3 separate regions of the Homo sapiens genome follow, and all the other regions are linked to region 2. Evidence: chromatin contacts called from ENCODE Hi-C or POLR2A ChIA-PET data. All regions are on one chromosome and are shown on one strand. The core of a region is the stretch at or near the end of the contact, and the rest is flanking DNA. Distances in the headings are between cores, read along the strand shown. Region 1 overlaps PLEKHG1 (pleckstrin homology and RhoGEF domain containing G1). Region 2 overlaps PLEKHG1 (pleckstrin homology and RhoGEF domain containing G1). Region 3 has its middle 110 kb from the start of PLEKHG1.

The links. A loop is a pair of places that touch in the nucleus more often than their neighbours do. ChIA-PET counts read pairs that join two places held with the same protein, here RNA polymerase II (POLR2A). Pooled maps may share reads with other maps.
Region 1: a loop to region 2 is called in a map of B cell, with 2.7 times the contacts of the local background. The contact joins two enhancer-like sites. A Hi-C loop is called at or near these places in 2 of 168 maps with a recorded cell type or tissue (B cell and GM12878), 25 of 37 single-sample maps with no recorded cell type and 12 of 50 pooled maps. POLR2A ChIA-PET finds 5 or more read pairs at or near these places in 6 of 52 experiments (A673, GM12878, Panc1 and 3 more).
Region 3: a loop to region 2 is called in a pooled map, with 2.2 times the contacts of the local background. The contact joins two enhancer-like sites. A Hi-C loop is called at or near these places in 1 of 168 maps with a recorded cell type or tissue (Calu3), 1 of 37 single-sample maps with no recorded cell type and 5 of 50 pooled maps. POLR2A ChIA-PET finds 5 or more read pairs at or near these places in 2 of 52 experiments (PC-9 and WTC11).

Annotation. Positions count from the first base shown.
Region 1 is chr6:150,811,172-150,814,768 of GRCh38, forward strand. The region is part of intron 11 of PLEKHG1 (pleckstrin homology and RhoGEF domain containing G1); the gene reads left to right. Among named protein-coding and RNA genes, the nearest start is that of MTHFD1L, 53 kb to the right of the region's middle. RefSeq lists enhancers at 2,189-2,288, 2,529-2,678. Within about 2 kb of position 2,285, at least 11 of the 41 ENCODE cell types and tissues checked have a DNase peak (open chromatin) inside an H3K27ac peak, as active enhancers do; they include B cell and GM12878, where a contact is called at or near this core.
Region 2 is chr6:150,639,380-150,642,844 of GRCh38, forward strand. All of the region lies in intron 1 of PLEKHG1 (pleckstrin homology and RhoGEF domain containing G1), which reads left to right. Among named protein-coding and RNA genes, the nearest start is that of PLEKHG1, 41 kb to the left of the region's middle. Within about 2 kb of position 2,137, at least 7 of the 41 ENCODE cell types and tissues checked have a DNase peak (open chromatin) inside an H3K27ac peak, as active enhancers do; they include B cell and GM12878, where a contact is called at or near this core.
Region 3 is chr6:150,488,736-150,491,985 of GRCh38, forward strand. No RefSeq gene overlaps it. Among named protein-coding and RNA genes, the nearest start is that of PLEKHG1, 110 kb to the right of the region's middle. Within about 2 kb of position 2,001, at least 4 of the 41 ENCODE cell types and tissues checked have a DNase peak (open chromatin) inside an H3K27ac peak, as active enhancers do.

The DNA.
Region 1 (3,597 bases), core at 1,035-3,534, 170 kb after region 2:
AGAGTATAACCCAGGTGTTGTGGAAGAATAAAGTGTTCAATTGCGTTGAGTGGAGAGAGGAAGGAAAACATCTTTTACCTCAGTCTTAAAGGATAGGGAATGTTTTTTTTTTTTTAAAGACAGGATCTTACTCTGTCGCCCAGGCTGGAGCACAGTGGTGCAAACATGGCTCACTGCAGCCTTGACCTCCTGGGCTCAAGACATCCCACCACCTCAGCCTCCCAGAATAGCTGGGACCACAGGCTTGTGCCACCACACCAAGCTAATTTTTGTATTTTTGGTAAAGGTGTAGTCTCATCATCTTGCCCAGGCTGGTTTCAAACTCCTGGGTTCAAGTGATCTGCCTGCCTCAGCCTTTCCAAAGTGTTGGGATGACAGGCATGAGCCACTGTGCCCAGTCTTAGGAATATTTTTATTAAGTGGGAAAAAAGGAATTAAGGAAACCAGACCTAGAGACCTGCATTAAAAAAAAAAAAAAAGAGAGAATGTATGCGCTGTGTTCAGGGCGCACAGACGGTGCCAGGATGGGAGGGCTGAGTTCTCAGGGACTGAGGCAGGGGCTGGGGCAGGGACGGGAAGGGCAGGAGCCCCTGGAGGGCTGTGAGCATGTGCTCTGAGGAATCTGGACGCGTTCACACTGGGAAATTACTGCAGGCTTTGGAGGAAGGGGAGATGGCGCAGTCAGTCCTGTGTTCTGAGAGTGTAACTTTGGGGACAAGGTGACAAATAAGTGGCAGGAGTGAGGTTGGAGGCTGGAGAAGATAGTAACCCACCACCATGGCCTAGAAAGGAGCTGAGCAGTGCTGCCGTGGAGCCACAGCGACAGAGGGAACAAATGCAGAAAGTGCCACTGAGGCAGGAGGCAGGATTTTGCCCACTAAAAGTCAAGGCTGAGTCAGGGGTTGAAGGAGAGCATGGTACTGTGAGTTCTGAGACAGGCAGGGAGAGGAACCTGTGAGATGGGAGTGAGAGAGAGGAGCCCTCTGCTCTCACTGGCACCCGTGCTGCTGGGCAGGGTCAGCCACAGGTGGAAATTCAGGTCTTGGAAGCTAAGGATCAGGAGACTCTTGCTAGAGGCAGTAATTGAAGCCCTAAGGTTTAATAAGATGGCCCACAAAAATGTGCAAAGGAAAGATGAACCCTTGGGAATCCCAACATCTAAGTGATCAGCAAGCGGGTGGGGGGATTTGGAGAACAGCCAAAGAAAGATTGAAAGAGTAGCAGAGGAGGCAGGGAGGATGTCTGAGGAGAAGGCACTGCGCTAACAAGGAAAAAGCACATCTCAGAGATGGGGGAGACACAGTCTCAAAGGCTGCCGAGGTCAAGGAGATTTAAACAGAAAAGCAGATTTTATATTTGGCAACTAAGAGAAAAGGGAGAGATCACAGTGGGTTGCAGAAAAAGGGGGATTAAGAAGGAACGGAATGGGTATAGACTTTTTTATATGTAAAGTTCACAAAAGGAAGAAAAAATGATAGTTTGGAGAGAAAGGCAAGAGCAAAGCAAGACTTCTCGTCTGGCTCGAATGCCGAGTCCATGAGCAGATGGCAGGGAAGGAGGAGGAAGGTGGGAGAGGAGACAGTGGCTCACTTCTTGTTGGAACGGGGCCTGGGGAGGTGGGAAGGAAGAGGATGGGACACACAGGAATAGGGGCTCATCTTGGAAAGGGCTGGAAGCATCTCTCTGAACCAAGGGAGAAAAAGATGAAAGACAGAGGAACTTTGAGGTGGACTTGGGGGAAGACAAAGGGTTCGATTTCACTCGTGCAGATAATAAAGTCATCTGCTGAGTGAGTGAAGCAGAGAGCAGGGGTGTCTGAGGGAAAGTGGAAAGGATCAGAAGAACACTTGCTGGCCGGGCGCGGTGGCTCACACCTGTAATCCCAGCACTTTGGGAGGCGGAGGCGGGCAGATCACGAGGTCAGGAGATCAAGACCATCCTGGCTAACACGGTGAAACCCCATCTCTACTAAAAATACAAAAAATTAGCTAGGCGTGGTGGCGGGTGCCTGTAGTCCCAGCTACGCGGGAGGCTGAGGCAGGAGAATGGCGTGAACCCGGGAGGCGGAGCTTGCATTGAGCCGAGATCACGCCACTGCACTACGGCCTGGGCGACAGAGTGAGACTCTGTCTCAAAAAAAAAAAAAAACAAAATGGACCAGTCACTAGAGATGACTAGAATAGCCTGTGAAAGACATCAAAGACCCAACTGAGGCTGGCCCCCATGAATCAGTGTGATGACGTCATTTCAAAATCTGCTCAGCAGCTTGGAAACTACTGGTGAAAACCGTGGTGTGTGTGGGTTCCTCCAGGTTGGGAACCGGCAGAGCTGGTAGGGGAAGGTTCCCAGGGCGGGGGTGGGGAGGGTGCCAGTGAGCACGCAGTTGCAGTAATTGGGCATGACATTAGGCTGAGTGAAGAGGAAAACCAGCTGGCGACAGAGGCGTGGGGTGAGGGACTGCAGTATTGTCATAAAGCCCGGTTCAGCAGGACTTAATGTGAGAGAGAAGGAAATACCCTAATCTGTAATTGAAGAAGGGACTTTTGGAGTCCTGCCTTAGAGGTGGGACGGTTTTGAGTGTGATCAGGTTCTGGAGGTGGCTCTGATTCTGTGCTGCTGCTCTGGAGTGGAGGAAAAGGTCATTAGAAAGTGGTCAAGGAACTAGGGTGGTGGGTGGATTATTCACATGGATGGTGAAACAGTCCAAGTTGGGGCTGGGAGGAGTGAGGTGGAGCAGACAATGGGATGATGATCATGAAAATTGAACTGGGTGGAAAATAAGGGCTGAGATTTCTGAGAAAGGGGACAGTCTGTTTTGTTCTCTGTATATTTTGACAAGCATTTGAAGCTTGTTCTCAGGACTGCCAGCAATGATTTGGTCCTCAGGAAATGAATGTGCATAGGTGTGGACTTGGACCTAAGCATGAGTTTTCATTTCGTCAGGGTGTTATGAGATGAAAGGGAGCTCATGCAGAGAGGGGACTGCATTTTCTTTATGATTAGTCATTTTGTTGCTGGCCTGGTGCCTTAGAATGCCCTTCTGAGCAATGGCAGAGTATCTTTGATGGGCCCCACCCATTGTTTACCTGTCTGCTGGGAAAATCAAAATTGCTAACAAGATTCTGAAAGGCAGTTACAAAATGAGACCCCCTTACATACCTGTCTTTCTCCCACGCTAGGCGTGTGTGCCTCAGGAAGTTCCCTTTAAGTATTCAAATGGTTAATATAGTCAATATAACATCGTACTTTCTCCCCAAGTTGTCGATCCTTTCTATCTAAAAACATCTTTTCAGTTACAACTTATTGAGCATACACACTGTGCTGAGTACTTTATATTCTTATTTCACCCTCACCAAAATATGTTATGAGGTAGTTCTTATTCTTCCCATTCTAGAAAAAATAAAAACAGAGGCTGAGAGACATTAAATAAACTGCCCAAGTTTATATAACTAGTACATGACCAAGCCTGGATTGGTCTATCTGGCTCCAAAGAGCATCCTAACCACATTATTCCCACTGGCAATAAAAACACCTTTTTTTGTTTTGTTTTGTTTTGAAACAGCGTCTCACTCTGTCACCCAGGCTGGAGTGCAGTGG
Region 2 (3,465 bases), core at 887-3,386:
GCAACATTTATCATTTTTTTGTGTTTGGAATATTCAGTATCCTTCTAGCTATTTGGAACTACGTATTATTGTTAATTACAGTCATCCTCTGGTGATCTAGAACACTAGAATTTATTCATCCTGTCTAGCTGTAATTTTATGTCCTTTAACAAATCTGTTCCTATCCTTTTTTTTTTTTATTTTGAAAAACAATTTTGCAGTTAGTATTTCAATGAGACAATGAAGCAGGCAGGTGAGTGGGAACCGATGACCAAGAGCTTCCTGGGCTGGCCTGAAGAGTCTGGGCTCATCTACATAGTGATGGGGACCATGGGAAGGATTGAAGCAAAGAACTCCATATGATCATGTTTATCGTGTAGCTGTCAGGGTGCAAGTAGACTGGGAGGCAGACCAGAGGGGAGGTCTTGTGTAATGCATGTCGGAAAGCAATGGAGCCATGGACCAGGCAGGAATTATGGTTCCTGTTCAATTCTGAACTTTTATTCTGTATCAATGATGCTGCCATTAGACTAATTTGCTGGTTATTTTATAAAGAGTCCTTTTAGGGCTAGAAGGGACCTCGGAGGTTTCTACGCAACTCTGTCATTTTGTAAATGGAAAAACCCTAAGGCCTAAAGAAGTGAAATGACTCCTCCAAGTCGGACAGCTCCTTAATAGCAGATCTTGGCCTTGGGCCCAAATCTTTCGATTCCAAAGCCACTGCTTTCCCTGTAGGGTTACCCATCTGGCCCTACCTGCTGTCTGCTAAGCACATGCCCAGGCCGGCGTCCCGCCAGTAGGACCGATCACCTGATTGTTGATGGTGCAGAATGTGATATTGACAGACTTTCTATTTTTTTTCTAGTCAGCTCATGACTGACTCTCCTAAATGACTTAATTATAATTTTCCCAACTCTTCCCAAATGCGCAGGCTTGCCCAACTTTTTCAGAAGATGATCTTGACTTTTACTTCTCCGAGCAAATAGAAATCACTTGAGAACACACAGGGCCATGGCCTGCCACCACATCTACCAAGAACCATCATGTTCCTGCCTTTGTCATAACAGCAAACGTGTCCCCATCTTAATTAACACTGGTCCCTGGGTCCTCATTCTTCCTGTATTTTCAGGGATGCTTTGGCTTACTCTTCCTTTTTCAGTATTTTCTACCCCTTCCTCTCTAAAAGATCTATCTTGTCACCATTTATATATCATCCGGACTCTCCCACGCAAAACCCTGCTTGGAATACCCACACCACGCTAGCTCTTTCTACTTCCCTCCTCTCAGGCCTTGTGTAAGATACATGGTGTTTCACTCGTCGCCCTGAACTGTTTCCACTTTAGCCCTTACAATTTCCCAAAACTGCTCTCACTGACCTCATGCCACTAAATCCAGTGAGCACATTCTGCTTGGTTATTCATTTAACAATTATTTGTGAGCATCTGCCATGTGCTGGGCATCGGGCATGCTGTGGTACACAGAGAAATGGGGTCTCCTGTGGTCTAATATTGGGGACAGATGTTAAAGAAATACCTATAGTTGCTGAATATTTAGATCAGAAAGTGCAAATCTAACTAATTTTATGGCAGGAGTACTATATGTCAGTTGTTTAGTGGGCACTAAATGTCAGTTTCATAGTGAAAAACTTGTGGCTAGAGAATGCTCTAGCTTATCTGTGCACTACAAGTGTCCTGCCCTTTGATCTGGGCTTAACTCCACACACAGCCAAATGCCCCCACTATTAGAGGCTCTTTTACGTTTTATGTAGTGAAGATATCTTGGCTGAACATGCACATAAACAGAATCTGGAGAAATATTACTCTGTTCATGGAGTTAGAAACTAGAAACCATACATATCTATATTCTAAATAAAATTATTCTAAAATAAACAAGTTTAATATAGTCTAAACTGGCAAGATAGATTGACGAAAACCCTGATGGTTTCTGTGAAGGAAAGCAAAAATATTGTGCAAAAGAGATGATCTGTGAAGTTCAGACTCTATGAAAGATTTTTGAAATGGTAATCATATTCAGTTTTGAACCATTTTAAGATCAGCAAAATAACCGTGTAAGCACATGTTAGATATGCTAATGAAGGTTTAGTGAAAGTAAAAGTTTTCTCAAGTCCGGATTGAAAATGGCAAGGTGTTTCTGCATATGTCAGTTGTCTCTCTTACTTTCCTCATGGGCTACAATATTCAATATGAACAGTTCCCCTTTTTTTAGAAGTAAAAATGGTCCATGTTAGCAAAACCAAAGATTTCCAGGAAGTGCTGGTGGCTGTGGTGCTGTGGAACGTGTGGATGAATAAATCACTGTTTGGTAGTAAGTGTAAAACGTTTTATTGGAAGCCAGCCCTTCGTATCCATGTTTCCTTTTTCCCTCCCCTGAAACTGAAAGCTCATCTGAAATAGCCTCAGGATAGATGTTAAATAAAAACTCTGTGATATATTTGGAAGTTCTCTTTTTAAAAAACCAATATGTCAAAGCCTGTTTTACTTGACTGATGTGAAAAGGCAAAAAAAAAAAAAAAAAAAAAAAGCAAAAGGAAATTACCTTTCTAAATAGAATATTTTCAAGTGATGTAAGTAACCCTTTTTTTTTTCAAGTGATGTAACACATTTCCCGAATAAAGTATATTTTTACAGAAGCCTGGGTAAAAAAAAACTGTGCTTCACCATTAAATAAATGGGTGAATACAAATTCAGATTTTAAAGTTATCTCCTAAAATATTAGTTTATTAAATAAGTGGCACAAGAAACCTAATGTCCTGTTTCCCCTTATTAAATCTATTTGACTTATGAGATAGTACAACTTTGGAAACCACAGCCAGCTGAATTCTGTTCATTTGAGGGAATTTTATTATTTTAATTAACATTCATTTTCACTGCTTGTTAACACATTCTGAATTGCTTGAAGTTATTGACCTAGATTGAAAGAAGCTCTTGAACTCTATAAAAGGTGGTGCTTATAAAATTTTTCTGCTTAGAAAATGTTGCTCAGTTTCTGTGGCTTCCTCCATTTTATTACGTGTAGAATCTGCCAAAACCTTGCTAACTTTCATAATCACCTTCCTTTTCCTTATTTATGCCTGGACTTGAGTATCTCTGGAAAATCTTGTTTTACCCATAATTTTCCTCCACTGGAATGCTGCCAAGACCAAGATTTTAATATTAAAGTTGTATTTTGTTATGCTTTTAAAAGTTTACTGTATAACTACAGTTGCCTTTGGGCATTGTCTTTAATGCTGTGCCAGCCATCCCACTGGCTAAAGGTCCTGTGATGGTAAGGACTGAATCTGTCCCAATCATGGCTGCATCCTTAGCACCTGCACTGGTATGCTGTTGGTGCTCAAATGTTGGATGCATTCAAGGCATTTTAGGAGTAGCACAGGTTGCTCAACTAAAAGCATTGATAACTGTATTACAGCACTTGTAATATAGCTGCTATCCAGTTTGTCTCCTGGTATGTAACCCTTCAAGAACC
Region 3 (3,250 bases), core at 751-3,250, 150 kb before region 2:
AAAATGTCAATAAAATAATGTAGGAGAAAGAGCACCTCGAGAGACTTTTTCAGCGTGTATTCCTTGGTTCGTTTTCTTCCAAAGCTCTACAAAAGTACGGAATTCTGAGCCTTGCCCTGGAATCGGTAAATTAGAATTCAAGAAAGGGGATTTGGACATCTACATAGTTCTAAACTGTTTTATTGAGTAGCTCATAGTTTACATGGTCTGAAAATCCATGTGTAAAGTATATATACAGCAAAGCATTTAGACAGCATCCTTAAGGTCCTGTCCCCAGTCACCCTCTTCTCCCTTATCCCCTACATTGCTCATTATTTTTTGTTTTTCATGCAAATTCACATAAATATTAATATATATTTTTCCTTGTTTGTTGCAAAAGTATCTATGTATATATATATATATATATATATATATATATATATATATATATACACAACCTGCTATTTAATTTTTTTCATTTAACACTATTTCCTAAAGATCTCTTCATGTTAGTAGTATATAGGTAAATATTCCCATTGCCTTTTTTATACTACACAAAATTCTTTTGTGTGGATCTATAATGGTTTAATTACGTATATCTTACTGCTTTACACTTGGGTTATTTCCTATTCCTTTGCTATTACAAACAATGAGACAAGAAATGATTGCAGCCGGGCGCAGTGGCTCACGCCTGTAATCCCAGCACTTTGGGAGGCCGAGACGGGTGAATCACGAGATCAGGAGATCGAGACCATCCTGGCTAACATGGTGAAACCCCGTCTCTACTAAAAATATTTTAAAAAAAATTAGCTGGGTGTGGTGGCATGTGCCTGTAGTCCCAGCTATTTGGGAGGCTGAGGCAGGAGAATGGTGTGAACCTGGGAGGCGGAGCTTGCAGTGAGCCAAGATCACGCCACTGCACTCCAGCCTGGGTGACAGAGCGTGACTCCGTCTCAAAAAAAAAAAAAAAAAAAAGAAATGATTGTCTGCATGTGTCATTTATTATACGTACAGGTGTATCTCTAGTATAGATGATCAGATGTGGGTTTCTGGATCAGAGGGTAAACGCACCTATAATTGTGTTGGGTATTGCCAGATGCCTCTCCTCAGGGACAAAGCCAACCATGCATAAGAGTGTTGATTTCCACCATAGCATTACCAACAGAAAATATCAGATGTTTTGCTGATTTGACAGGTTAGAAATATTGTCTTGCTATAGTTTTAATTTGTGCTTCTTTTATTATAAGTGAGGTTAGCATCTTTTCAAGTTTAAGAACAGATAAGCTACATTTTTAATAGAATCCTTGGGTGATTTTTATATACATAACTCTCTAAAGCTTCTGGCCTAAAGCTAAAGAATTTGAAGGAAAAAAGGGTGCCATGAATGCTGATGCTGAGAAGCAGATTCCTGTCCAGCCTCCCTCTGAAGATGGTTAACAGCCCCTCTAGGAACCATTTCCCACTGAGCACAAGTTCTCCTGGGACTTTATACCCAGAGAGTTCACCTCACTCCACCCCCAGCAGCTGGACCAGCGGGTTTTGAGATAGGTTTTGTAAACCGTAGCCCATGACCCACTTCCAGGCTAAATAAGGTGTCAGGAGACACTGAGGATTCTGGGAGAGGCAGGCTTGCTTTGGAGCATCAGCCCTCATGTTCTGTTTTCCCCTGACTTCAAGGGTCATAGCCTGTGCACTTCCCCTACCACGCAAGCCTTGAGGAGGGGCTTCACTGGCCATTTGGAAGGCTTTCCATAAGTCGCTGGAGTTTGATGGGCATAAGAAATGCTATTTAATTCACACCTGAAAAGCCTCCTGTGTGACACCGCAGCTGAAGTGCAGAGGTGTGGCTGTTTCAGGTCCATATGTTCTAGGGCGACCCACCACCCTGGTTTGCCAGGACTGAAAGGTTTCCTGGGAAGTGAGACTTTCTGTGCTAAAACCAGGACGGTCCTGGAAAAACCAGCATAGTTGGTCACCGAGAGTGAGACAAAGGTACCTTTTTCCAAGGAGCAGGACATGAACTGTGGGGACATTGTCTAGCCATGAGTCATCTTTAAGGAGCTCCTATGCTAAAGGAGCACCTGGGAGGGGAGGGATCCCACAGAGGAGTGCACACAAAAATCCCAGGCCTGTGTGGGGCCACGGCAGCTGGCCGGAGAAGCACTGTCTGTGCAAGGAACTGCAGTCAGAGGTCCTTGGAGGGATCTTTTGGGAAACCCCAAAAGCTCCTCACTGAAGACGAGCTTGCACTTGCACATCTGCCAGAAGTCTCCGATGGCAGGTTACACCTGTACCAGCTAAGGATTGTGCCCTTTTTCTCCAGTTCCCTGTATGGACACTGGGATGTCCTGAGGCAGGATGAAGGGTTGGTGCCCTGCCGCTAGGACTGCCGCCTGCAGACAGCCCTCAGCTATCAGCTCCCAGAGGCCATGCTGCCTTCCTGGGGAGGCCAGCAGCCATTGGCCAACAGATGTGGGAGAACAAAGGCCTGGGCCCCTTGCCAAATGGGGACATCTCTGAAGGGTCATCCCAACTTCAAAACTCTCTGGGGTCAGCTGAGGCTCCATCGAGACTATATGGCAGCTCAGAGTTCCTTCCTCCCTTCCCCTCCCCAGGTGGTGTGGCCAGGTTTCAGTCCAGAGGCAGGCAGAGCAACTGGTCCAGAGTGAGTTCACTGGGGTCCAGAGGTTTTGGCTGACATCATGCTGAATTCAGCTCATTCAATGTACCACTTACAGTAGCTCCACGACTCTTTCACTATCCCCAAGATGGGTAAAATAGTGCAATATCCGCACCTTATTTTACAAAACCTTCAACGAGAAAAAAAAAGATTCAAACTCTTTGAGATAAAGGTAGTCAAATGTCTAACCACAAGTCAGGATGTGGGGATTTTATCTGAGTCACTTAACCCAGTTAGTCATTAACCCAGTTTGCCAAGCGAGCTTAAACTATCTCCTTAATAGAAATAATATGGACCCTGTGCTAGCCCTGGGCAAATGTGAATACTTGAGCTCTAACCTAGGCTTCTCCTGAACCTTTGAAGACCCCAAGACACATTTGGTCAGGGGACATAAGTGATGTTTGAAAAAGTCCTTCACATGTTTAGTTGAGGTCATGTCACTAATGGCTCCAGAACAGAGACCTCAGCCTGGTTTCTTCCTGGATGTGGAAGGTTGCAGCCCCCTGCCCCCTCCCCACGTTCTCAGCAGGTGTTCCTGCATTGCTCTATTTCAGGAGTTTAGGAAGCCTAAGAAATACGTGTGTATCCAGC